Linked DNA regions of Homo sapiens: all the other regions are linked to region 1. The links are chromatin loops, found by intact Hi-C in ENCODE. Cell type or tissue: Caco-2. All regions are shown on one strand. Region 1 overlaps TPST1 (tyrosylprotein sulfotransferase 1). Region 2 overlaps TPST1 (tyrosylprotein sulfotransferase 1). Region 3 overlaps TPST1 (tyrosylprotein sulfotransferase 1).

Region 1 (2,500 bases):
TACACTTCAATAAAGCTTTTTTAAAAACAAGTGTGCACACACTTTATAATTGTTTTCATTTTTAAGCATGGCTTTCTAGGAGTTGCCTTCCTGTCTGCATAGCTTAGTGATCAGTGGTCACCCAGTGCTTGGACAGTGGTTGCCTCAGACATCTTGAGCCAGTAAGGCATTTGTCCTCTGCCAGTAGATCTCTGTGGGTAGGGAGCACATACAAAGTTTAGGCTTTTTCAGATCTGCTGTCTTTTACTTTCCACCCAGTCCTTTCATGTCTCCTCTGTGCCTGCATGCCACTTCTGGGTTGGCCAACAAATGTGCCCCACCCAGACTGCAACCTCCACCTTCTAGAGCTGTTCACCCTCTCACTCGCCTCCCACCTGCTCCATCACTTACTCTGACAGTGCAGGTGGTCATGTGCGTTCTTCCCCACTCCAAACTCAGTGAACTGTCAGTCCTAATGGTTTGCCTTGCCCTGCTCTGCCTTGCAGAACCTCTGTACCTACTGAATGAGTAGATGAGGTGGGAGTAACCTTACACAGACCCTCATTGTTCTTACCCACCTTTTAGCAGTTTTTCAAGCATAAATGCTTCTCAGGTTGTTGTATTCTTCTGGTGGATTTCCAGAGCACTGAAAGGGTTGTTTTGCCCATTTCACCCAGCTTTATCATTGGTTTTTGGGGAGAGGAATTAACTACCTTCTCACTAGGCTGTAGCTGGAAGTCTTCCCTCTCAGAATGTATTTTTTAGTGTAGTTAGTCATTTCCCCAGGTATATTTACTGTATCCTTAGGGTTCTCCAGAAAAACAAAACCAAACCCCTGTGTTAGGGTTTTACAGAAAAACAACCAGTAGTCAGGGTAAGGCAAACCATTAGGACTGGCTGCTTTGCTAGTGGGTTGGAAGGGATCTCACTGAATTTAGAGTGGTGGGTAACGCGCATGCCCACTCTGTATATGGGGAGGGGTCGGGGGTAGGGAGAGAAAGAGACTGATTTTAAGGAATTCACTTATGCGATTGTGGGGCTTTCAAGTCTGAAATTCACAGGGCAGTTGGGCAGAGATGAGTTGATGTTGCAGTCTTGTTCCCGGACCAAACTGAGGGTCGGGTTGCTGTTTCTTGTGGCCCAATAACGAGATGCAGATGAACTGGGGAGGAAGAGAGTTTTTATTTCTGTAACTGTTACAGGGAGGCCTGGAAATTATCACCAGACCGACTTAAAATTACAAAGTTTTTCTGAGCTTATGTACCTTCTAACCTATATGTCTGCATGTAAGTGTGCATTCATCTGAAGATGTAAGTGATTAACTTCTTTTAATCTGTAACTAAAGTCTGAGTCCTGAAGCCCTTCTTCTGGAGCCTCAGTAAGTTTACTTCATCTAAGTGGGTCTAGGTTCTGGGGTGATTACCCTTATCTTATCTCCTGCTAAATCACGGAGATTTGGAGAGTTCCTTCAGACCTCCAATAAACTTGTTTGTGGAGGCCTGGGGAGTTTCTTCAGACCCCTAATAAAACTTGTTTAATCCTAAATGGGTCCTGTTAAGAATTCCTTCGTTATTTTGTCATGCTTTAAGGCCCAGGAAAGGCCTGGGCAAAACTCTTGGTGCGCTTTTGTTACATTCCAGCCTTTGTATAACAGCACTGGCTTTTTTTTTTTTTTTTTTAGCTTTTAATATTTAACTTAACCACTCAGTCAGTACTGAAACAGTTGTTATGGAGGCCTGCGTTAGTGAGACCTGGCCTGCCACAGTCTTAACTCCAGATTCTGCTCGGTAGCAGGCTGGACACACAGGCAGGGTTTCTATGTTGTAGTTCTTTTCCAGGAAACCTCAGTCTTTGCTCTTAAAGCCTTTACCTGTTAGATGAGGCCTTCCTGTATTATGGAGGGTAATCCACTTTACTAGAAATCTGTTGATTTAAGTGTTAATCACATCTAAAATATACCTTCACAGACATATCTAGATTGGTGTTTGATCAAACAACTGGACACCAAAGTCTAGCCAAGTTGACACATAAAATTAACTGTCACACTTGCCTTCTGAGGATTCAGGGTAAATTATTTTGGTGTACATGTAGTCTGGTTGCTGTCTGTTTCCCACTGTATACCCTTGCTCTAGCTAAACTAGCAGCTCCAGCTGTTTCATATACATGCTTCTGCTTTTGCACATCCATGTCTTTGGTCATAGTGTACCTGCAGCATGGAGTGCTTCCTGTGTCCAGATCTTACCTGTCCTTCTGAGGATTAGATCACAGATACTTATACATACAATTTTGTTTGCAGCCTATACACTAGCTTTCCTAAACTTCTTCCTGTCACCTAATTATGCTGTGTTCTGTCTTGCCATTGTGCTTTTGCACACAAGTTCCTTTGGTTTAGAATATCCCTCCCTCTGTCTTTTCTTTCTTAAAGAGACAGGGTCTCAGTGTGGGCTGGTCTCGAACTCCTGAGCTCAAATGATCCTCCCATCTCGGTCTCCCAAAGAGCTGTGATTACAGGCGTAAGCTG
Region 2 (2,500 bases), 49 kb after region 1:
ATACCCACCAGCTAGATTGTGCCATTAACATGTTGCTGTATTTACTTTATCACTGTCCATCTCTCTGACCATCTATTTGTCCCTCTTTCCATCCATCAGTCTGTCTTTTTTTTGGTAAGCATTTCAAGTAAGTTGACTGACAATTTTTCTAAGCAGCTGTATCTTTATTTTGTTACTGTTTTTTTCCTGGATGTTGTAATTACAGTGTCAAGACATTTAATAATGCACATGTTTCAGCTAACCCTTTTCCCAATTTCTAGAAATCTGAGATTGCCAATAATCCCTGTCAATCTTAAATTATTTTTTAATTCTGGTAAATAGTGTCAAACCTGATTAGTGCCCTCTTTCTCAATTGTTTTGTAATCCAGACAACTGTTAGTCATTAAAACATAATTTATAGTGGTTTTAAAGCATGATTTTCTAAAAAATTTTAAATAAATATTTATTCATATTATGTTGTTTTCAGAGTGGAGAGATCTACAGACCAAGTAATCAAGCCAGTCAATGTAGGAGCTCTATCAAAATGGGTTGGGAAGATACCGCCAGATGTTTTACAAGACATGGCAGTGATTGCTCCTATGCTTGCCAAGCTTGGATATGACCCATATGCCAACCCACCTAACTACGGAAAACCTGATCCCAAAATTATTGAAAACACTCGAAGGGTAAGTGAGATTTTTTAAAGCAACTGAGAAAACTAGATTTTGAATTTGGGATCTGAATACGTTTTTTTCTTATTTTATTTCTTGCTATTTAATGATCAGAAAAATATATTTTTTTTTTTTTTCATTTATTTTTATTTTATTTTATTTTATTTTTTTTATTATACTCTAAGTTTTAGGGTACATGTGCACATTGTGCAGGTTAGTTACATATGTATACATGTGCCATGCTGGTGCGCTGCACCCACTAATGTGTCATCTAGCATTAGGTATATCTCCCAATACTATCCCTCCCCCCTCCCCCAACCCCACCACAGTCCCCAGAGTGTGATATTCCCCTTCCTGTGTCCATGTGATCTCATTGTTCAATTCCCACCTATGAGTGAGAATATGCGGTGTTTGGTTTTTTGTTCTTGCAATAGTTTACTGAGAATGATGGTTTCCAGTTTCATCCATGTCCCTACAAAGGATATGAACTCATCATTTTTTATGGCTGCATAGTATTCCATGGTGTATATGTGCCACATTTTCTTAATCCAGTCTATCATTGTTGGACATTTGGGTTGGTTCCAAGTCTTTGCTATTGTGAATAGTGCCGCAATAAACATACGTGTGCATGTGTCTTTATAGCAGCATGATTTATACTCATTTGGGTATATACCCAGTAATGGGATGGCTGGGTCAAATGGTATTTCTAGTTCTAGATCCCTGAGGAATCGCCACACTGACTTCCACAATGGTTGAACTAGTTTACAGTCCCACCAACAGTGTAAAAGTGTTCCTATTTCTCCGCATCCTCTCCAGCACCTGTTGTTTCCTGACTTTTTAATGATTGCCATTCTACCTGGTGTGAGATGATATCTCATAGTGGTTTTGATTTGCATTTCTCTGATGGCCAGTGATGATGAGCATTTCTTCATGGTTTTTTGGCTGCATAAATGTCTTCTTTTGAGAAGTGTCTGTTCATGTCCTTCGCCCACTTTTTGATGGGGTTGTTTGTTTTTTTCTTGTAAATTTGTTTGAGTTCATTGTAGATTCTGGATATTAGCCCTTTGTCAGATGAGTAGGATGCGAAAATTTTCTCCCATGTTGTAGGTTGCCTGTTCACTCTGATGGTAGTTTCTTTTGCTGTGCAGAAGCTCTTTAGTTTAATTAGATCCCATTTGTCAATTTTGTCTTTTGTTGCCATTGCTTTTGGTGTTTTGGACATGAAGTCCTTGCCCACGCCTATGTCCTGAATGGTAATGCCTAGGTTTTCTTCTAGGGTTTTTATGGTTTTAGGTTTAACGTTTAAATCTTTAATCCATCTTGAATTGATTTTTGTATAAGGTGTAAGGAAGGGATCCAGTTTCAGCTTTCTACATATGGCTAGCCAGTTTTCCCAGCACCATTTATTAAATAGGGAATCCTTTCCCCATTGCTTGTTTTTCTCAGGTTTGTCAAAGATCAGATAGTTGTAGATATGCGGCATTATTTCTGAGGGCTCTGTTCTGTTCCATTGATCTATATCTCTGTTTTGGTACCAGTACCATGCTGTTTTGGTTACTGTAGCCTTGTAGTATAGTTTGAAGTCAGGTAGTGTGATGCCTCCAGCTTTGTTCTTTTGGCTTAGGATTGACTTGGCAATGCGGGCTCTTTTTTGGTTCCATATGAACTTTAAAGTAGTTTTTTCCAATTCTGTGAAGAAAGTCATTGGTAGCTTGATGGGGATGGCATTGAATCTGTAAATTACCTTGGGCAGTATGGCCATTTTCACGATATTGATTCTTCCTACCCATGAGCATGGAATGTTCTTCCATTTGTTTGTGTCCTCTTTTATTTCCTTGAGCAGTGGTTTG
Region 3 (2,500 bases), 89 kb after region 1:
CAGGGTTTCACCATGTTGGCCAGGCTGGTCTCGAACTCCTGAGCTCGTGATCTGCCCGCCTTGGCCTCCCAAATTGCTGGGGTTACAGGCGTGAGCCACCATGCCTGGCCTTTAATTTTTTTAAAAAGTAAAACTTCTTTAATTTTCTTCTCGCAAGAATTGAATAGAATGATAGAATGAATGCCAGTATTTTATAATGTTGTATCCAGCAGGTTGCAATCAGGGAGGCTCCAACAGAGTCACTTTTTCTGTCTTTTTATGTTCAATCTATGCTGTAAATTGGTTTCAGAAACTTCTGTGAGTCTATCAACTGTAAAAATGGAGATGACTATGAAAGGATCTTACGCTTTTATTCTTCTTTGATCCACATGTCTGTTTGTTCCTCCATCTAGAATATAAAGATGATTAAGACTCTACCTGTCTCCTTTAAGTCCAGTGAAGAAGATAGATTTACAATTAATGGTAATTCAGTATAACTGCCGTAAGAACAGGGCATTCAGAATGCCCTGTGAGCTCAGAGATGGCGCTACTGTATTCTCATGTTTAAAGGATAAGTAAAAGTTCCCCAGTTTGAGAAAAGAGGGGAAAAGGACTCCAGTGAAAGGAAATTGATGAAATTACTGTTGACTTTACTTGTATATATTAACTGTCTTTCAGTGTCTCTGAAAACTTGATTTGGGACTATTTCCTTTGAACAGAAATAATAGCATTCCTGCCTGATAAATGTCCTGTGGTCAAATAATATGATTTCCTAATCATTCTGCACACTAAACTTCCCCCCACCAGGAAATCAATGCCTTAATGCTAAATTTCCTCTGTACTACTTTCTGTAAGAGTAAGAGGTTCCTATTTCACAGTCACGACACATTCCCAACTCAATTCACATTCCAATCCATCTTGTCCAACTTCATTGAAAGTTGATACACTGAACCATTTCCTTTACTTAAAAGAAATAGAATTCTTCCTAAATTCTATCTACTGTTGGAATAGAAAGAATATCATGCTTCTAGACTGACTAATTTTTTTTCTTCTTGATATAAGTATTGACAACATTTATTCATTTGTTTCTAGGCAGCACAAGACTGTTGAACTTTCCTAGAACTGAGTCTGAGATTTGCAAAGCTGCCAAAATATTTTGAAACAAATGAAAATATGTAAACATGAATGTTATCAGCTGTTTTACAGTATTTGTGTTTTAGAGATAATGAGCATCTGGTGGACCACAGGAGCCCAGGGGGATTTCAAACTCCAGATTCCTTTTTGTGTAATCATATCTGGCTGGAGTTATTTGTTTTCTCTGCATGTGAAACTATCAAGTCATAATTCTTCAAAGGGGAATGTTTATTGCATTATTTAAAAATAATAAATTATATTACTAAATAAATAACAGCAGGCCAGGCATAAACCAATGATGAAAGTTTGTCAGAAACTAAGGCTTCTGATTAATTCTGTGCTCTGGACTATAATTGGAAGGAAGGATTATATTAGAGTTTACAATGAGTTTACAGAAAGAAAGGAGAGGGATAAATTATATTTAGTTCACAGTAAATCTGAATTCAGAACCCCTGGTTGTAAGACTAGTCTTTTAACCTTTAGAGTTAAAAAATGTATATGTACAGCTGGGTGCAGTGGTTCACGCCTGTAATCCTAGCACTTTGGGAGGCCAAGGTGGGTGGATCGCTTGAACCCAGGAGTTTGAGACCAGGATGGGCAAAATGGCAAAACCCTGACTCTATAAAAAATACAAAAATTAGCTAGGTGTGGTGGCAGGTGCCCATAGTCCTAGCTACTCAGGAGGCTGAGGTGGGAGGATCCCTTGAGTCTGGGAGGTCAAAGCTGCAGTGAGCCGTGATTGTGCTACTGTACTCCAGCCTGGGTGACAGAGAAAGACCCTGTCTTAAAAAAAAAAAAAAGTGCGTGTGTGTGTGTGTATGTACGTTGAAGAAAACTATGAGAAAAAGCAAAAATGTAGAGTCCATAATGCATAATGTTGTGTTAAGCACATAGTTTAGTCATTGGTACATATTTCTGGAGATGGTCTAAAGATCTATTTTTTAAAAACTGATTTTAGTTAAATCAGAGGTTAGCAAATCACAGCCTGCAGGCCAAATCTGGCCTATCATACATTTTGTTTGTCTCTTTGTTGTGTTTTTGGTGTTTTTTTTTCTTTCTTTTTTTTTTCCTTTCCTTTTTTTTTTTTTTTTTTTTTTTTTTTTGAGACAGAGTCTTGCTCTGTTACCCAGACCAGGCTGGAGTGCATTGGTGCGATCTCAGCTCACTGCAACCTCTGTCTCCCAGGTTCAAGCAATTCTCCTGCCTCAGCCTCCTGAGTAGCTGGGATTATAGGTGTGCACCACCATGCCCAGCTAATTTTTGTATTTTTAGTAGAGATGGGGTTTTACCATGTTGCCCAGGCTGGTCTCAAACTCCTGAGCTCAGGCAATCTTCTCGCCCCAGCCTCCCAAAGTGCTGGGATTACAGACGTGAGCCACCGCGCCTG

Evidence for each region. Peaks named below come from ENCODE experiments on the same cell type or tissue, not always from the same donor. Only the 100,000 strongest peaks of a DNase experiment are listed, where the experiment ranks them.
Region 2: it touches region 1 in a loop (3-fold over the local background); 1 of 110 quality-filtered maps calls a loop at or near these places.
Region 3: it touches region 1 in a loop (10-fold over the local background); 1 of 110 quality-filtered maps calls a loop at or near these places.

The regions. Positions count from the first base shown.
Region 1 is chr7:66,236,769-66,239,268 of GRCh38, forward strand. The region is part of intron 1 of TPST1 (tyrosylprotein sulfotransferase 1); the gene reads left to right. Among named protein-coding and RNA genes, the nearest start is that of TPST1, 33 kb to the left of the region's middle. In Caco-2, no CTCF peak of the experiment used is centred here; a DNase peak (open chromatin) is centred at 1,563.
Region 2 is chr7:66,286,045-66,288,544 of GRCh38, forward strand. It overlaps TPST1 (tyrosylprotein sulfotransferase 1), which reads left to right. Exons shown (of 6, transcript NM_003596.4): 3 at 467-665. Among named protein-coding and RNA genes, the nearest start is that of TPST1, 82 kb to the left of the region's middle. In Caco-2, no CTCF peak of the experiment used is centred here; no DNase peak of the experiment used is centred here.
Region 3 is chr7:66,325,824-66,328,323 of GRCh38, forward strand. All of the region lies in intron 3 of TPST1 (tyrosylprotein sulfotransferase 1), which reads left to right. Among named protein-coding and RNA genes, the nearest start is that of LINC00174, 73 kb to the right of the region's middle. In Caco-2, no CTCF peak of the experiment used is centred here; a DNase peak (open chromatin) is centred at 1,224.